Regions from separate parts of the Homo sapiens genome. Here region 2 is linked to region 1. A link is an interaction called in ENCODE POLR2A ChIA-PET data of the cell type or tissue named here. Cell type or tissue: Caco-2. All regions are shown on one strand. Links, peaks and the distances in the headings refer to the core of each region. The heading gives the core; the rest is flanking DNA. Region 1 overlaps TGFBI (transforming growth factor beta induced). Region 2 holds the start of IL9 (interleukin 9).

The links. ChIA-PET counts read pairs that join two places held together with the same protein. Peaks named below come from ENCODE experiments on the same cell type or tissue, not always from the same donor. Only the 100,000 strongest peaks of a DNase experiment are listed, where the experiment ranks them.
Region 2: POLR2A ChIA-PET joins it to region 1 with 5 read pairs; 6 of 35 experiments call an interaction of 5 or more read pairs at or near these places.

Annotation. Positions count from the first base shown.
Region 1 is chr5:136,051,273-136,055,662 of GRCh38, reverse strand. It overlaps TGFBI (transforming growth factor beta induced), which reads right to left. Exons shown (of 17, transcript NM_000358.3): 8 at 2,544-2,756; 9 at 1,583-1,720; 10 at 802-947. Among named protein-coding and RNA genes, the nearest start is that of TGFBI, 24 kb to the right of the region's middle. RefSeq lists an enhancer at 1,232-2,431. In Caco-2, for the core only: no CTCF peak of the experiment used is centred there; DNase peaks (open chromatin) are centred at 1,872 and 2,421.
Region 2 is chr5:135,892,418-135,896,807 of GRCh38, reverse strand. It overlaps IL9 (interleukin 9), which reads left to right and starts at 967. Exons shown (of 5, transcript NM_000590.2): 1 at 967-1,105; 2 at 1,218-1,253; 3 at 1,336-1,368; 4 at 2,657-2,788; 5 at 4,298-4,390. The coding sequence starts at 992. LOC124901074 (a long non-coding RNA gene) reads right to left here. Exons shown (of 3, transcript XR_007058947.1): 2 at 4,205-4,366; 3 at 660-1,110. In Caco-2, for the core only: no CTCF peak of the experiment used is centred there; DNase peaks (open chromatin) are centred at 1,073 and 1,867.

The sequences.
Region 1 (4,390 bases), core at 262-4,261:
AGAGAAAGAAAGGACTGGTTATACTTCCACGAGGGGCCTCCTGATTTGTTCAGAGCATGTAGCAGGGTCATTATCCATGAAGATGAAGGAGTATACACTGGGATGGGTTATTAAGGCTGGGATAAAATGATGTATTTTCTCCAGGAAATAAAACAATAAATGGTCTTCCTTAAGGAAAGAACGGTTAGAGAGGCCCCAATAAAGTCACACAGAGGTCCCATAATGAGAATATCAGTTACACATGAGGTCCATTGACAATGTTGAAATAAATACGTTGAACCCATTTATTTATTTCTTTGTTTAACAGATGATAACCATCTTTAGCCAAATGGTGCTGGTTGGTCCCAGGCAAGAGCTATGTTGAGTTGTACTTCCTTTTTGATTTCCAGGGTAACTGTTGGGTTTGAAAACAAAGAAGATACAGCAGAAGAGAGAAGGCACCTTTTGGACCAAGGAGGGCTGTATTTTAGTTTAGGGGGCTTCTCTTCTCATAAGCTCAGAAAGAGTCTGAACTCCATCCCTCCTCCCAGGTGTTAATTCCTGAATTCAAGAAGGACTTATTCCTTCACAATACAGGTTGGATAATTGTGTGGTTTATTCTCAAAGGCCTCCAGAAAAAGAGATTCCAATCCTTCTGCAGGATCTCATTTTGTTATCTATATTTTCCAGAAATTATTTCCTTCCTTGTCAGCAACCAGTTCTCATGCAAACTCCTGCTTATTGAGGACATTTTTTTTTACACTAATACAAGTCCCACAGTAAGGAGCTTCCCAGGAGCATGATTTAGGACCCAGAACTTACATTACGATAAACAAAAACTCTCAGTTTTTTGCCGCCCAGAGTTTCCAGGGTCTGTCCATGGTACAGATACTTAGAGGCCAGCTGGTCTTTAATTATGTGGTTCCGAAGCAAATTCCTTGTATGGGCATCAATTGGAGGGGTTCCATCTACAAGAAAGGGTGATGGTTAGGTCCAGAGAGATGTGCTCCTGCAATGAAGAGAGTGATGAGAGATAAATACAGTGAAAAAGCCCATCCCTCCTTGAGTTTGGAAACAGGGATTGAGAAACCAAGTGAAGCTGCCAATATTCCTTAACATCTGGTATCTTCTATGGAGAATTAAAGAAGATCCAGATAATCAAGGGTGTTTGGAGTTTTGCCCTAAGAGGGAAGGGCAGGCACGCACACAACTTGGCCCCCTTCTCTGCCTTCCTGGGGCTGCAGCTCAGCTGTACCCTCACTCTGACCTCTTGACTATACATTGGCAAGTGACCCTGCAAATAGAAAGGCAAGGGAATGCTCTGCTCTCCCAGATGTCAAGTCTTGAGTTCTGAGGAACGGCTGCCTCCCAGATGTCAAGTCTTGAGTTCTGAGGAACGGCTCCCCAAAGGCATTCTCTGCACTGCCTAATGAAACAACAGAGCCTCTGAAGTTTCTGCTGAAGTCACATCTGCTTTTGGTTGAGCTGAGTGGAAGTTCTAATGTCCCATGGGGTGCTGTAAATCGGAGAGTGTTGTGGAGGTGACAGGGGTGGGGAAGCTGCCTCCAGGGACAATCTAACAGGGATGCCTTCCCCATGTTACCTTTGAATACAGAATTCAGGGGAGCCAGGAGGGTCAACCGCTCACTTCCAGAGAGATGATTGCCGAGGCCGGCTTGTCTGAAAAGGTCAATGGCTGTGGACACATCAGACTCTGCAGCCAATTCAAATAGTGTCTTGGCTACAAGGAAGGAGAAAGTGGGTTCAAAAGTTAAAAGCGCTGTTTTCATTTATCATTCATCCACCCCAGGGCATGACACACATCAGCAGGAATGTCATCTCGTGAGTCAACAACCCCTCTAAACACTGCTGGGGCCCAGCGGGCTTGTGTCATCAGGGGAACAGTCACCTAGAAAATCTAACCAGTCAGGAGGAGAGGGAGGAGAGGTGAGCTCAGTTAGGCAGAGATCAGCCTCTGTCCCAGGCCCTGTGGGCTGCTTGGTCAGGGCACATTCTAACAATGGGAAGAAAGACAGTCTGTGTGATGGCTTCTGTGGTGTAGATAAGGCCAGCAACCACACCCATAGAAGCATTTTGTTTTTTCCTGTGAGATTCCTTCACTCATGGACAGATCTCACTGGAAGACTAGAATGGGGCTAGGATTCCTAATGAGACACAAGCCAAAGTCCATTCAGTCATTCTAACTGGGTCAGTGACCATGGGACAGCTTGGGCACTACTGAGAAAGCACATGCTCTGAGGTCAGCAAGTGGCCCTCTTTGCCCATGCACAGCAGGCAGATCTTCTGAAAGGCCTCTGTGATTGAGTCTGTCCCCAGACCCCTTCAATAGCTCCCCACTGCCTCTCCACTGCACTTGCAAGCCTGAAGCTCAAGACACATCAGTCTGGTCACAACCCACACATTTGCAGTGGCCGAGAAGCTGTGAGCTGGGTCCAGGCAGGGAAGTCGCCCAAAGATCTCTGAATTTCCCCTCCCCCGCCACAAAGGATGGCAGAAGAGATGGTGGGCCAGGCAGGGCCAAGGCCCCCGGAGGCCTGGCCTACCTGAGTCTGGGATGAGTAGCTCATCAATGTAGTGGATCACCCCGTTGGTGGCTAGGATGTCTTTATTGGAGATGATCGCCTTCCCGTTGATAGTGAGCATGTCCCCGCTGCAGCCCACCTCCAGTGTCGTGCCCTCCAGGGTCTCTACAGACAGCCCCGCAACGATGGCTTCAGCACACATAGCTGACTTCAAGATGTGGTTGTTCAGCAGGTCTGGGGTCCAAACAGACTCAGGTCAAGTCAGGGTCCACTCCACGATAACCTCAGGGACCACTTGCAGCCTGCCCATGCTGTGAGGATCCTGTTCTCTCAGATGAGGACCCTCAGATGAGGCTGGGGCACCACAGGGCCCAGATCCTCCTCGCCTTCTGCCTGCTGCCCTAGAAAACCAGCTGGGGCCCTGTGGCCACTTTCCAGCTGTGGGACCCTGGGAGAGTCATTTAGCCTCTTTGAACCTCAACTTCCTTATCAGTCAAGTGGACATAAGAATTGCATTCATCTCCTAGGGCTGCTGTGGGGATGACATGAAATTCTGAACCTAAAGCACTCGGCACGGGGCCTGACAACAGAGTAAATGCTCAACAAATGTTAGTGATTAGCTTATTTGTAGCTGAACTTCAGGGATACAAGAAAAACTCAAGAGAGCCTACCACGGGATTTTAGAAATCTACTCACCTTTATAAAAATGTAAACTGTAGTAGGAAAAGACGAAAAGTGTACAAATGACAGCTTTGAGTTATTTGTGTACACTTTATTTGTCCAGTTTTCTGTTCATTTAGCCCAAGGGTCTACTAGCTGCCAGGATATATCTTAAGGTTTGGTGATCAGTAAGACTTGGCCTTTGCCATCCCATTCACCACACCCATAAATAGTAAGTATAATAATTTATTTGCTTATCCAAGTGCTACTTTAGGGGGCAGGGCAGGGCTGAGGCCCAAAGGGGGCTCCTGACCCATCGTGACTCCTGCTGGTCTCCATTGCCTCGGAGAGCCCAGACAGGCTGGATGGAGGCAAATGCAAGGACCAGTCAAGGAGGAGGAGCCCCCCCCAACCCCAGGCTGAGCAGGTGGCCTGGACTGCTGCTCACCAAGGTCACCGAGGCTCTATGTCCCATATTCTCACCACGGAGGCGAGTTTCAATCTGATCCCAAGTGTGGGAACCAAAACCACACTGTCATAGGCAGGAGGAAGCTCTGAGGCCCTGCAAGGCATGGGGCTGCTGCAGACGAGTTGATGGCCTTGGAAGCCCGTGCTGGCCACATTCAGCCAGAGGGAAAGAAAAAGGGTGAGAAGGCCTATGGGAATGAGGCCTTGGGGATTGAGCTTCTTAGAGAAGGAAGGTGAAGTCCACGATGTGGTAGAGGAACCTGCCAGGGCCACTTGGAGGGTGAGCAGGGCCAGGGCTGGAAACTAGTCTTCAAACTGGACACACCACCAGCCCTGGCTGCTTCTCGCCTGCCTGCCTGCCAACCTGCCGGTAACAGCAGGAGACTGTTGGGTGTGGGGCAAGGACCTCTTCCTTCCAGTCTGCAGCGATGGCACCAAACAGAGTGTCCTTGCTCTGAACCAGCTGGTTAGTGAGTAGGAAAAGGCAGATTTGCAAAAGGGACGAAGTAGGGGCCTTTTTTTTCTTACAGTTTATAATAAGGAGTTTTTTTTGTTTTGTTTTGTTTTGTTTTGTTTTTTTCTTTTGAGAGAGTCTAGCTTTGTTGCCCAGGCTGGAGTGCAGTGGCATGATCTGGGCTTATTGCAACTTCTGCCTCCCAGGTTCAAGTGATTCTCCTACCTCAGCCTCCTGAGTAGCTGGGATTACAGGTGGCCACCACCACACCCAGCTAATTTTTGTA
Region 2 (4,390 bases), core at 272-4,271, 160 kb after region 1:
ACTAAAAATACAAAAAATTAGCCGGGCGTGGTGGAGGGTGCCTGTAATTCTAGCTACTCGGGAGGCTGAGGCAGGAGAATCGCTTGAACCCGGGAGGCAGAGGTTGCAGCGAACCTGGATTGTGCCACCGCACTCCAGCCTGGTGACAGAGGGAGACTCTGTCTCAAAAAAAAAAAAAAAAAAAAAAGAAATGTTACTAGTATGTAGTAAGTTCTCAGTAAATGTTAGCTACTATACTCTTTCAAGTGCTGGGTTTTTACTTGATGTCATACAGTGTTATATAAGATCTCCAAAGATACTGAGGAGTCCTCAAGGCCAATTTTAACAAGCATGGTTGCCGCATTCTTGTGCTTATAGTTGAACATTTCTTCTTTCAGACACTTGCACAAAGGGATACTTCTAAGATGCATTTGCATTAGGTGGCAAACTTCATCCTGGGTATGAAAAACATTGAGATTTGGGAATAAAGCATAGTAAGACTGAGGTTGCAATTACTAAAGGAAAACCCCAACAGAGATAAGTGAAGTTCTGCAATATCATGCACCCTCCCCCAACCCGCTCTGTCTCCCCAGGCCCCCCTTCGTTAGAACACCCATGACTGGCTATATTATATCAGCATTTCCCATAATGTAAAAAGGGAAAATACAGACCTGGGCGTTCATGGAAAGTATTCTAACTCTCACAACCAGAATCCCTGTCTTTGAATTTTTTTTCTTGGTTTTTAGATCTTTAACTTTTCCTTCAGCATTTCAGTACTCAACTTTTTGAAAATCATCTTTTCTGAGGAATGATATTTCCTGGCACAGCATCATCTCTGTCAAGTGACTCAGTTTGATTTTTTTGTTTGTTAGTATAAAGTGGCCCCAACTTACAGAGAAAAAGTGGGCTCTTGGTATCAGTTTGATGTCAGGGTTTTTCCGTGTTTGAGAGGGAGCTTTAAATACCACTCGATTTGAAGGTGTCTGCAAGCGAGCTCCAGTCCGCTGTCAAGATGCTTCTGGCCATGGTCCTTACCTCTGCCCTGCTCCTGTGCTCCGTGGCAGGCCAGGGGTGTCCAACCTTGGCGGGGATCCTGGACATCAACTTCCTCATCAACAAGATGCAGGTAGGCTGCAGGGGGAGCCCATGGGAAAGACAGCTACTGACAAAGTGAAATATGTATGAGGATGAAAAAACTCGGGGCTGACTAAAGGTTCTTATCTCTCTATCTACTTTAGGAAGATCCAGCTTCCAAGTGCCACTGCAGTGCTAATGTGAGTGAATGCTCTTTAAGAACTTTCCAAATTAATTTTAATTTTCACATCTGGAATCTTCACTCTGAAATTTCCCTTGCAGGTGACCAGTTGTCTCTGTTTGGGCATTCCCTCTGTAAGTATAGTGAAATAACATAATGTTGACCTTGGATTTTTTTGGTTTGTTTTTAAGTAAAAATAAGTTGCTTTATTTAATATTTAATGTTATACATTGTTGCTTAATTTAATTGTTACAGATTAGTATTCCCTGTTAAAACCACATTGTTACAAATTATTCCCTTTTAAAACTACGATCTTGAAATCCTATATTATGAACATTTCTTTGTATTTAATTAACTTTATGCCTCTTGAGAAGTTTGAACACTTTTCAACATTAAAAAAAGAATCCTGAATATCTTTTTAGATAGGTGGCCATGTGCACAATTAAATAAAACTGGAACTAAGGATATAATAATTGCTGTAGCTCATATCATATTGCTTTCTAACTCATTTACTGATAACTCTAGAGTTGTGAAACAATGTAAATAAAATGACAACTCCTTATCTTTCATCTGTCATGAATGATCTATGCGCTATACCTCCCCCTCCCTGCCTCCTCCCTTCCTCCCCACCACCCTGTTGTCTGTCTAGCTGATTAGAGTGACTGTTGGTTTGAATGCTGCCCTCTGGGCAGGTAGAGGATCTGAGGTTGTGAGTGGAAGGAGGGCTTCCAGAGGGCCACTGCCCACTACGGCAGGAAGGATGGGTGGCAGGAAAGTTCTGATTCCTAATTCAAACTCCTGGTTAGGGTGAGGAGGAGGCACTTCTCCAAGGTGCAGTGCTTTATTCTTTCTCATGCAAGGCCTGGGAGAATCTGAAGAATCTGAGCTTCTTGCCCTGGCTAGGGTAAGACATCGCACCCATCGCGGTCCATCCATTAGATGAGAAGAGGATAGAGTGCCTTCTGGGCAGGAACCAGGCAGACAGCACAGCCCCTGTCCCTTGGAGTACCGTCCATGTTTTTAGCTGCTGCTGAAATACCAGCTGCATTCAATTGTCACATCCCATTAGCTGGTGTGAAAAGGCTTTTCCTCACTCTGCACTTTCAGACTTACAAGCCTTGAAGCCGGGAAGCACCCGTTGAAAAGAACATTCAGAGCCGACTATTTCAGGGCCCAGAGCCCTCATGTTTCCTGGATGTAACATACAGGAAGTCTCCTCCAGGGGATGTCACTGTGGAAAAATGGCATCCCCTTTAAATACGGGAGATCACTTCCTACATTGGCAAGGGACCTGTCTAAAAATAATGCAAGTTTGAGTAATGGTGATTAAATAAAAATCATCTCTATTATATTGCTCTTTGTGATATATTTCCAAAGCTGTCCTCAGAATATTTCTTTGAATAAATCCTTACTATTTACCAGGACAACTGCACCAGACCATGCTTCAGTGAGAGACTGTCTCAGATGACCAATACCACCATGCAAACAAGATACCCACTGATTTTCAGTCGGGTGAAAAAATCAGTTGAAGTACTAAAGAACAACAAGTGTCCAGTAAGTTTGTTTTCATATGTGATATGTTCCTGTTGGTGATTTCTATGTGAATGGTGATGCCAACCCTGTTTGAACACAAAAGGATGATAAAGTTGGAATTGGTAGTTCAAGGTTGATAAAAGACATCTAAGAATTTTAATCAGAAGTAATATAATTAAAGTGAGATCCACTGAAACAATAGAATTAAAGTGAGATAGATCATTGTTCCTGACGAGGCCATTTACTTCTCTCTACTATGGAATAATGAAAGAATCCTTTCTGAGTGTAATTAGAAGCTACAATCTAGAGAATCAGGGATGTAGCTCACATAATACTAAATTATCCTAGAGATTCAATGTACTAACTGAATGGATGTTGTTAACAGGGATTTTTTTTTCCTGTTGGTTAAGGAGGTTTTGTTTTGTTTTGGAGACAGAGTCTTGCTCTGTTGCCCAGGCTGGAGTGCAGTGGTGCCATCTGAGCTCACTGCAGCCTCTGCCTCCCGGGTTCAAGTGATTATCCTGCCTCAGCCTCCCGAGTAGCTGGCATTACAGGTGCGTGCCACCATGCCTGGCTAATTTTTGTATTTTTAATAGAGATGGGGTTTCACCATGTTGGCCAGGTTGCTCTCCAACTCCTGAACTCAAGTGATTTGCCCGCCTTGACCTCCCAAAGTGCTGGGATGACAGGTGTGAGCCACCATGCCTGGCCTGCATTAAGGAGGTATTTAAAGGGCAATGCACCCAGGTCAAGGTGGAAGCTTGCTACTCATCCTGAATGCCCATCCACACATTCTTTTCTTCAGCATATACCCTAGTCCCTGACAGCAGACTGGGATGGCAAGTTGGGTAGAGGTGACCTCCCTCTGTTTTTTGGGTATTAGCATCTCCACACAAGATCCTAGAAGGCTGAAAGCCCTGAGCTCAGCTGTTTAGCTGCATGCGTTTCTACCATCAATGGCATCTAGTTCTAAGTGCTTAATATATGCTGTCTCACTGAATAAATACATACCTTAGGGACAATTATTCAATTTATTACTCTCAGTGAGGTTAACTAATTTGCCTAAGGCTGCATATTTGATAAGTGGCAGAGCTGAGATTTGAACTCAGGCCTATATGACCTCAGAGCCCCACTCTTAGCCATTGTACTGTCAAATGACCTTGGAAAGACAACCTAAAAGGATAATGATACAATTTTAGGCCTCAAAGAGTCCCCAGAAAAGGCTTTCTCTAATGCAGAGATTTAGGGCCACTTAATAGGGGTGTGTGTGTGTGTGTGTGTGTGTGTGTGTGTGTGTGTGTGTGTGTAAAGACCCCTGAAATCCAATTTGAGGTCAACCACCTATGCTGTCTTTACACCACATGAGCTAGCCTGGACCTGCCCACCTATTTGCTCTGTGTCTCAAGCCACTTCCCTTCCCATCCCCACAATCCTCACCACCGACTCTGGCTCTTGGCAGGTAGGCTTCTGGGGCTGCTTGGCTCTACATCATTTGAGTCACTCTGTCCTTATCAACTTTCATCCCCACAGTATTTTTCCTGTGAACAGCCATGCAACCAAACCACGGCAGGCAACGCGCTGACATTTCTGAAGAGTCTTCTGGAAATTTTCCAGAAAGAAAAG